Linked DNA regions of Homo sapiens: region 1 is linked to region 2. The links are chromatin contacts, found by Hi-C or POLR2A ChIA-PET in ENCODE. All regions are on one chromosome and are shown on one strand. The core of a region is the stretch at or near the end of the contact, and the rest is flanking DNA. Distances in the headings are between cores, read along the strand shown. Region 1 overlaps ZDHHC14 (zDHHC palmitoyltransferase 14). Region 2 overlaps LOC107986663 (a long non-coding RNA gene).

The links. A loop is a pair of places that touch in the nucleus more often than their neighbours do. ChIA-PET counts read pairs that join two places held with the same protein, here RNA polymerase II (POLR2A). Pooled maps may share reads with other maps.
Region 1: a loop to region 2 is called in a map of posterior vena cava, with 21 times the contacts of the local background. The contact joins two enhancer-like sites. A Hi-C loop is called at or near these places in 3 of 168 maps with a recorded cell type or tissue (HCT116, heart right ventricle and posterior vena cava) and 5 of 50 pooled maps. POLR2A ChIA-PET finds 5 or more read pairs at or near these places in 8 of 52 experiments (A673, AG04450, BJ and 5 more).

The regions. Positions count from the first base shown.
Region 1 is chr6:157,667,204-157,672,386 of GRCh38, forward strand. The region is part of intron 8 of ZDHHC14 (zDHHC palmitoyltransferase 14); the gene reads left to right. Among named protein-coding and RNA genes, the nearest start is that of MIR3692, 140 kb to the left of the region's middle. RefSeq lists enhancers at 2,164-2,771, 2,772-3,377. Within about 2 kb of position 2,613, at least 22 of the 41 ENCODE cell types and tissues checked have a DNase peak (open chromatin) inside an H3K27ac peak, as active enhancers do.
Region 2 is chr6:157,713,967-157,718,733 of GRCh38, forward strand. It overlaps LOC107986663 (a long non-coding RNA gene), which reads left to right. Exons shown (of 3, transcript XR_001744427.2): 3 at 1-423. Among named protein-coding and RNA genes, the nearest start is that of SNX9, 110 kb to the right of the region's middle. RefSeq lists an enhancer at 1-200. Within about 2 kb of position 1,970, at least 3 of the 41 ENCODE cell types and tissues checked have a DNase peak (open chromatin) inside an H3K27ac peak, as active enhancers do.

The sequences.
Region 1 (5,183 bases), core at 1,363-3,862, 46 kb before region 2:
CTGTCAGATATCTAAGTGGTCAGCTGTTTTTCCTTAGGATTATATAACTGGTTAGATCAATTCAAACATAACCAACGGCTTCTTGGTGTTAGCCGGGATGTATGCACAGCCACCAAATTGTAAGAGAGAAAAAGCGAGCGGTGATGTCTCCCTCTACTGGTGGAAGGTAAAAGGGTCCTCAAATGAAAAGCCAGGAAGGCTGGGTAGCGGAGGGAAAAGGGTTCAAAGTAAAAAAGAGAGAGGTAGAAAGGAAGAAACAAAGAAGAAAAAGAGAAGACGGAAAAAGGAGAAGTGGGAGAGAAATCAATGGGGAAGAAGGATAGAGGGGAAGAGAGTTGGTGAGTCCAGAGAGCAAGAAAGTTAAGTAGAAAAGTCAACAAGAAATGGGCAAATAAGAATTAGAAGCAAAGGTTTAAAAAAAAAAAAAGGGAAGTGTAAGAATATTTGTCATGGCCATCTCCACAGTAACCCTGAAAATACTGGCCATTTTCCCCCATGACTTTCTCAAATGAGAATCACAGCCATGAAGGTTTATGAACCCATCGCCCTTGGAATTCTGGCAGAGTGGAAAATTAGGAAAAGCTCTTTTAAAAAAATCAGGTATCCCTGAGTCATTTGATATCTAAGTTTTTTCTAAGAAGCATATGTTCAAAACAGGCGACGTTTTGAGAGCGTTTAATGAGAATTGTAAATTCCAGTCAGTAGAGTCATTGCACTACCCTTGGTTGGAATCTGACAAAACTCTGCTCTGTCCACGCCAGTGCTCTCTTCTGAGCCAACAGGAGATTTAGATGGGTGACACCCTGCAGAACAGAGCCTGGTCCCCGTGTGCCCCAACTGAGATTTGCCTTCTAAATGGAAATCAGTTTGAATGTGGCAAAGTGTTTTCAAAGCTGTGAACTACACGCAGGACTTAGATACTTAGGTGCCTGATGCCAGTGCCCCTGCCCCCTGCTGTCATCCCAGCAGGAAAGCTGGGGAGGGCACAGAGAGTAGGTTCATTATTACTACAAAAGCAGTCCCTCTATCAGGGGAAACACCCATAGCTAGACTTAGATAGACAGTCATCTTTTAAGATGTTTAAACAAATCTGTGTAGAAGAGGTGCTTATCATCAGATAAGTCAGGGTTCCAAAGAGTCATTTGGAAAACATTTCTGAGTGACTTCTATATAGATTTTTTAAATTAAATGGCTTACGGGCTAGGCACGGTGGCTCAGACCTGTAATCCCAGCACTTTGGGAGGCCGAGGAAGGCAGATCACTTGAGGTCAGGAGTTTGAGACCAGCCTGGCCAACACAGTAAAACCCCCATCTCCACTAAAAAAAAAAAAAAAAAAAATACAAAAATTAGCCAGGCATGGTGGTGCGTGCCTGTAGTCCCAGCTACTCAGGAGGCTGAGGTAGGAGAATTGTTTGAACCCAGGAGGCAGAGGCTGCAGTGAGCCAAGATCGTGCCACTGCACTCCAGCCTGGGTGACAGAGTGAGACTCCATCTCAAAAAAAACAAAACAAAACAAAAATTAAATGGCTTAGGCTAAACTTCTTCTTTCACAAATATTATTTCACACCTTCTTCAAGTCCTTAAGCTTCACCCTTGACAAACTCAAGAGCATTTCCAACAAGGTCCTGGCCAGTGAGGCCCACACAGTGTTTGCTACAGTTCTTAACAAGTCGTAGGTACAGCATGGCAAAGCACCAGTAGGTATGTGCTGGAGTGGGCCAGGTTTGGAGTGGTCTGAACCATGCCATGGGAGACCTCCTTTAAGAAAAAACAAACAATATGCAGAGAACGAGGCCTTGGAAAGAGGCTGTGTAAGTAAAGGAGCCTGAAGCATCATTAGCTTCCCAGTAAAGCCACCTCTAGGGCTGTTATCTTTAAGTTAGCAAAGGGATGTTTGCAAATGGAAGTCTCCGAAGGTGCACCCAACTCTGCATCAACCCCAACAGGGAACACAGTCTCTCAGGAGCTTAACCGACCACTGCCGACAGCCACCTTATCCGAGAAGGTTCTCGTGGGTGTGCAGGAGCTCTTTGCAGGCTTAGGTGGCAGAGAGGTGATCAGGGGAGAGGAAAAGGGCCAGCAGCTGATGGAGTAGTGCAAAGTAGAAGAATGCACAAGAGAGGGGTGGTGGGGGGGGAAGACAGAGAGTGGAGGAGAGCCCACCTCTCCCCAGAGAGGAAAGTTGAAAGAAACAGAGGGTTGAGGCGAGCCCACCTCTTCCCACAGGGAAGGTGAAAGAGACAGAGAGGGTTGGAAGGAGAGGAGCCCGCCTCTGCCCTCAGGCTCCTACTGTGTGACCTTGACTGTCTCCTCCAGCTCCACCCTCGAACATATTTTTCTGTGAGTCTGTGAGAGTCAGTCAGAAGTACTTGGGCTGAACCCTAAAACAGAATTTGCCAATTAGTCTTCAGTAGAGAAGGCTTTCTTCAGGTCAACAGAGACAAGCAAATCTAATTTGCCATTTCCTTGTTCCTTAGAGCCAGGGGGTATTGTGTGGACAGAAAGCATTAGGATGAGTGAGGGCTCCAGAGGGGAAGCTTGAAAACAAGATGCCTTGGTCCAGCAAGGGCGCTGGCTTGCCAGCTGAGCTCTCTGAAGCGGCAGCTCCGCCCTGGGCTCATTCCCAGGCCCGGCCTGCTGGAGGCTGTGCGGAGTTACAGGAAATGGGAGTGCCGCTGCGGCTCAGCTGCCTCTGTCAGTAAGAATACGAAACGGTGATGTTCATAAAACATTCTTTGCAAAGCACAGTCCGTCCAAACCCTGGTATAGTTTCCAGAAGACGAATGTTTAATCAATGAGGCTGCTCTGCCTCTGCCTCTGCCCTGTCAAGACTGAGCCCATGTCCTGAGCAGAGCTGACAGCATGGGAGAGCGCCCGCAGCCTACACAGGCCACAGCTGTCTGCAGCCTGCTCAGTAGCCCCCACCGGAAGGGACCTGCACCCTGAGCTGAAATTCCCTGCAAGAGCAGAGAAAGCTACTCTGTTGCCCACCTGACAGCTTGGAGAAGCACCGCCGTGGCACAAATGATTGTGGTGATGAGTGGAAAGGATTGTTAACGCTTCACAGTCAGCCCCTTCCAAGTACTTTTTATTTATTTATTTATTTAGAGACAAGGTCTTGCTCTGTCGCCCAGGCTGGAGTACAGTGGCGTGATCTCAGCTCACTGGAACCTCTGCCTTCTGGGCTCAAATGATTCTCCTACCTCAGCCTCCTGAGAAGCTGGGATTACATTTGTGTGCCACCATGCCCAGCTAATTTTTGTATTTTTTGTAGAGATGAGGTTTTGCCATGTTGCCCAAGCTGGTCTCGAACTCCTGAGCTCAGGTGATCCTGCCTGCCTTAGCCCCCCAAAGTGCTGGGATTATAGGCATGAGCCACTGTGCCCGGCCGCCTTCCAAGTAGTTTCTAATGGCCTTTCCTTTCCTCCAAATAACCCTACTCCCCTCCCCTCCCCCGCACTTTGGCACCTTTCTTTCCCAAGCCTTCCCCAGCTTCTCAGTGTTTTGCAATTGCACTGTCCAGGCTAAAGCCACAGAAAAGCAAGGATCTTCGTGAGACTTGCTTGCCCTCTTCATAGCTCCACTATGAACTTTACTCTTGCCTAGGACCTAATCTTTGAGCATCTAAAGCCTGCAGATTCTTGAAGACTGCAGCCCCTCAACCTTCTCTTCTAGGCTGGAGGGTGGCTCAGGGTGGCCTACTACTTGTGATTTTAGAAAGAAACCCATGAGGCTGGGAAGGAAGTGTGCACTGCATGAAATAAGTGCCTTAGGATCAGCAGCTTTGGGTGAACTTCCTCCCTCCCCTCAAGGCTGCGTTGTGCATGTTGGCTCTGCACCGCTCTGTGGCTGCAGGGGTATGAGCAATGGCAGCTCTGTGCGAGTCTCTTATCAGGAAGAGGTCGGAGCACCTAAATCACAAAGCCATTGGTGAGTGGTTCTTCAGTAACTCTAGCCTTCTGATAAAGAGGAGGAGATAATAAGCCAAATAACATTTATTAAGCATCTGCTGTGTCCAATGTGGAATAGTGGAAAGAGGTCTACCCCAGCTCCAAATCCTAGATCCATCCCTTACTTTCATCTGTAAGGTCTTGATCGAGCTGTCCAACCCATCTGTGCCCCAGGGTCTTCATTTGTGAAGAGGGGAACAGGCTCATTCTAAGAACTCCTGCAGAAGTGAAGTGGAGCAGCCACTTTATAGCTTGAGCACAGAGTCCCGATTTGCTCACCTAATATCCATGTCTGTTCCTCCTTCCCATCAAAACACTGCTCCTGAATCTCACTGAGAAGGTACCGCACAGGCTCAAGTTGAAGATTTATAAGTCCTGTTAAGTCTCTTCTAGCTGTTCTGAAACTTGCCCATAGTTCAAGGAGAGGGTTTGCGGAGCTATCAGGGGTGCCTGTCGCATAGCCTGGAAATGTGCTTACACTATCTTCTTTGCCCAGTGAGCGAAGGGAAACAGAGGACACGAGGCAGATATCATGTGACTTAAGAACGCGTGGAAGAATAGGAAACGTCTTCTCAAACGTGGGCATTCTCAGACCACAGAGGCTTCGGGAATGGCTCTTGAAGCTGTTGGAAATTTAGCAGTGGGGAATTCTAGGCTTTTACCAAACAGTCTTTTCTTTTTTTGGTGGTAAAATAGACATGGCATAATATTTGCCACTTTAACCATTTGTAAGTATAAGTTCAGTAGTATTAAGTCCGTTGATGTTGTTCTGCAACCACCACTACCACCCATCTCCAGGGCTTCTTCATCTTCCATGGCTGGAACTCTGCATGCCTTAAACACCAGCTCCCTCTTCCTCCCGCCCCAGCAGCCACCATTCTTCCTTCTCTCTAAGAACATGACCCTCCAGGGACCTTGTTTGAGTGGAATCACACAGTTATTCGTCTTTTTGTGACTGGCTTGTTTCACTTAGCATGCTTTCCTCAAGGTCCACCCATCTCGTGGATGTGTCCGAATGCACTTCCTTTTTAAGGCTGAATCAGTAACACTGTGTGTCTACACCGCACCTTGTCCCTGCTGTCATCCATCAGTGGACACTTGAGTCACTTTTGACTTTTGACTTACTATCAATAACATTGCTATGAACATGGGTGTACAACTCCTGTATTTTTAAAACAATGTGGTTTAAAAAATGGTTTTCAGCATACAAGAAACAGCCACCCACTGCTGTA
Region 2 (4,767 bases), core at 720-3,219:
GCTCATGGACAAGGGCCATTGTCATCACCCATAGCTGTGGTGGTACACAGGATATCTGCTCTGCCAGGAGGGGCAGGGAATCAGCTGTGTCCTGGCCTCTCCCTGTCTCTCATTCTCTAGCCCAGCCATTTACCCCTATTGCTTATGGAATTCAGCCCTGGAAGAGATGTTCTATCTGCCAGGAGCTCCACCAGCTCATGCACAATCTGGCAAAGGTGCCAGAAGACAGAGGTGTCCCCAGAGGGAGCCCTAAGCAACCAGCATCCCAAATGACCACAGATGTCTGCTTCCTGCCTGAGTGAATTTTCCTTTCTCAGAAATGCAATACCTCATTGACTTGTATTATCTTTGGAATGACAATGGCCTAACTAATTGGGAATGCGTGACTTCAATAAACAGTTTCACCAACTGCTCTTTCTAAAACTGTTTTCCAGGTCAACTAGTGTGTGAGAAGCAGTTAATGCTTTGAGTTTTAGGAGAGAACAGGTCCTCTTCATTCTCTGCCCTAAGGTATCTGCCAACATCTCGTAAATCCAGGCTCACATGATAGCCTGGGCCCTAGGATGACCACGGGAATTTATCCCTTGTGTCTACACTGATGGATGTTGGTAATTTTCTGGAATATTGGGCTGAGAGGCATTCTGAGGCCACACCAGAAAGAGCCCTGTGTGTCATTCACAATGTCTGCCATGTGCAGAGGAGAGAAACGGCACAGATGCCACACACTGGATATCCCAAGGCGAAGTGGCCTTCCATATATACCATATATATTCCAAGGTCAAGAAGCAGGTACTGGCCAGGCACAGTGGCTCACGCCTGTAATCCTAGCACTTTGGGAGGCTGAGGCAGGTGGATTTCCTGGGCTCAGAAGTTCGAGACCAGCCTGGGCAACATGGTGAAACCCCATCTCTACTAAAATACAAAAAATTAGCTGGGAGTGGCAGTGTGCACCTGTAGTTCCACCCACTCAGGAGGCTGAGGCAGGAGAATTGCTAGAACCCGGGAGGCAGAGGTTGCAGTGAGCCGAGATTGTGCCACTGCACTCCAGCCTGGGCGACAGAGTGAGACTCCGTCTCTTAAAAAAAAAAAAAAGAAGAAGAAGAAGCAGGTATCTATCTACCAGAAGGACACAGAGTCCCATAGAACCACGCCCTTACCCAGGCTGAAAGAATTGCGGCCGTGAATAAACATTTCCCCTCCCTATGCCTTCCTCACGCTCAGGGACACAATCAAGAACATTTTTCTGAATTAAGCGTTCTTTCTAATTGGATACTGATGGCATAAAGAATGTCAGTTTGGGCTGGGCACAGTGACGCATGCCTGTAATCCCAGCACTTTGGGAGGCCAAGGTGGGTGGATCACATGAGCTCAGGAGTTCAAGACCAGCCTGGGAAACATAGTGAGACCTTGTCTCTACCAAAAATCAAAAGAATTAGCCAGGTGTGGCACACACCTATAGTCCCAGCTCCTTGGGAGGCTGAGGTGGGAGGATTGCTTGAGCTGGGGAGATTGAGGCTATAGTGATGTATCACTGCTATAATCAAGGCTGTAATGATCACGCCATTGCACTCTAGCCAGGGTGACAGAGTGAGACCCTGCCTCAAAAAAAAAAAAAAAAAGAGTAAAGAAAAGAAAAAAAAAAGAAAAGGGATATCAGTTTTATCTGTGTGTGTTTTTGTTATTCTCTTTTATAAAGATTTGGGATACGTGGCCTATAAAAAGAAAAAAAAATCAAGATAAAGCCTAAAAAGTAGGCATTTTGGCTCCTCTGTGTATTTGCCATGGGTTTCATCTGAGAGAAAAGCTCAAATTACATTAAACTCATGCGTAATTTGATGGTGTGCAAACCAAGGAATGAAGAAATCTTGCAACACAGTTTTGTTTTCCAGGGCTGAGTTTCCCAAACAGTGAATTAGAGCAACCCTCATGACGAAATTGGTCAGCCCTGGAATCCCAGCTGATCTGACCCAGGCTCTGCAGGGAGAAGCCTGGCCTCGGAGCAGCAGGGGCGAGGCTCTTTTCTTGCAGCCTGGAAAATAGCCCCACCCAGTCAAAGAACTAGTGAGCCATTTCCCCAAAAAAGGATCCCAGGCTCTCCCCAGTCAGAAGCTTAACTGAAGCCAGAGCTGGGTGGACCCTCGCCCACCAGGAATAGCGGCTATAATGACAAGGGTCATTGTGTGTTTTGCTGCTTAATGAAGCAGAGACATTCCTCAGGCATTTTGTCCTGGACACAGGTAGGAAGGAGGGAAGGCAAGGTAAGAAGAAGGTGGCTAAGGCTGCCTCCAACCCAGACACTAGGAAACATGGGGGAAGAGAGCAGGGGACCCAAATGTTTAAAAAACCATCATGCCGGCCATCACGTTTTAAGCAACTACTTAAGGCCAGGGCTGTCTTAGGTTCTTTTTTCATTTATAGTCACAATAGCCCTAGGTCCACTGGATGGACAAGAAAGCTGTGGCTGCAAGACTGATGCTGCTTGCCCAGGTCTCACACCTGGAGTGGCAGGGCTGGGCTCATGTTGAGGCAGCCACGTTCTTCCTGTGGCACTGGGAGGCGAGCCGTTGTCTGCTACGGGGAGACCAGCAAGAGAGAAGTGGTCAAGGTCTTTTCACAAGGAGGGAGGGATGCTTTTAGCATGAGCGATTTTACTTTGAAAATGTTCAAGCTTATATGGTTTTCTAGGGAGGTGTTTTGTTTTGTTTTTTTCTTAGTGCATTACATTCTAAATTCAATGCCCTGGAAGATACTGAATAGATGGGACAAAATCCATTAGGCTGGATGATTTATGGCTTTTCAGCATTTAGCAGGAGTGGCTTTCAATGTGAAATTGGTTGCGTGCAGCAAACCATTTTAGAAATTTGTCTCACGTTGCCCATAAGTGATTCATGCCATGCTTCCCATGCCTCTTTTTGGGAAAAGGGGAAACAATATCAACACAAAGCAAATTCAGTGTCCAGTACCTCTGTCCTTTGCGAACCCCTGCTCAGCAATCCCATGCCCGTCTGTCATCTCCGCACTTGCTGGGCTGCATTTTACTGGCCAAACAGCAATGGCTGTGACACCTGATCCATCTAGCCAGCGTTCGTCCCTTGGTTTTTTTGGTGTTTGTTTGTTTGTTTTGAGACAGGGTCTTGCTCTGTCACCGAGGCTGGAGTGCAGTGGTGCGATCATAGCTCACTGAAGCCGCAAACTCCTGGCTCAACAATCCTCCCATCTCAGTCCCCCAAGTAGCTGGGACTACAAGCATGCACCACCACACCAGCTAATTTTCATTTTTTGTAGAGATGAGGGTCTGGCTGTATTCCCCAGCCTGGTCTAGAACTCTTGGGCCTCAGACTCCCAAAGTGCTGCTATTACAAGTGTGATCCACCCCACCCAGCCTAGCTAAGTTACTCTTTATCATTCCTGCTCCTTTAAGTGAAAGAAGCTTGTGCTCGGCTGGCCCGCCCTGCTCGGGTCAGAGTGCATGCCTGCTCTACCTCTCTTCCAGCCTGAGGAGGGAGAAGTACCCCCTTCTCCCACACCACAGTGCCCACCCCCTGCTCAGAGCCATGGCTCCACCCTTATTTTATTTACTGCCTGGTGCTCACTAGGTAGGAAGCATCCAGAAGGAAACCAGGTTGTAAGGAACAGTCTTGCCTCTGCAGCTCCTAACACCAAGGTCTTACGCACAGGAAGTGCTCCATAAATGTTTTCTTGAAAAAGTAGGTCACGTGCAAGGAACTGAGGCTGAGCCGGGCGTGTTTAAGGATGGGCCTTCAAAGCATAGCTATAGAAATGCCACTCAGGTTTGGCATGAGCCTCTTATTTTTTTCAAAGTCTTTTTTAGTTTTATTAAATGTTTTATTTTTATGGATTTAGGGGTACAAATGCAGTTGTTTTACATGAATATATTGCACAGTGGTGAAATCGGGGCTTTCAGTATGCTCATTACCCAAATAGTGTACAATGAACCCAAGAGGTGATCCCTCACCCCTCCCACCTGCCCACCATTTGGAGTCTCCAGTGTCTATTATTTCCCTCTGTATGTCTGGGGGTACCTACATATAAGTAAGAAAGTGAAGTTTTGGATTTTCTGTTTCTGGGCCATTTCACTAAGGATAATGGCCCCCAGTTCTATCCATGTTGCTGCAAAAGACAATATTGCATTCTTTTTTATGGCTGAGTTGTATTCCATGATGTATGTATGTACCACTTTTTAATCCAATCATCTGGTGATGGGCACTTGGGTTGATTCCAGGACTTCGCTATTGTGAATACTGCTACAGCTGACAGTCCAGGTGTCTTTTTTATATAATGATTTATTTTCCTTCAGGTATATAACAACCAGTAGTAGGATTGCCAGATCCAAGGGTAGTTCTATTTTTCCTTCTTTGAGAACTCTCCAATTTTCCACAGAGGTTGTACTAACTTCCATTCTCACCAACAGTGTATGAGCGTTTCATTTTTCCCACATCCTTTGGGGTCCTCTTTGAGCTCAGATCCTATATCCCTCTTTCTCTATGCATTCTAAAAAGACACCATGGCAAGAAACATATAACAGGCTTTATCAGCATAGAGAAATTATCCATCTATGGTGAGTGTAGAAGTCTTGAATTAAAAAATAAAAGCTAGATTGGTTTGGTGTAATTCATCCTAGACATGTGTGGCCAACTACTTTACGGAACAAGTGAAACAAACATGAAATTGCTTTATTTTTCTCATAAACGTCTAGTCCCTTAGGGATCCTATTCTGATTCCATCTCTTGGATGACACAGGGTTTT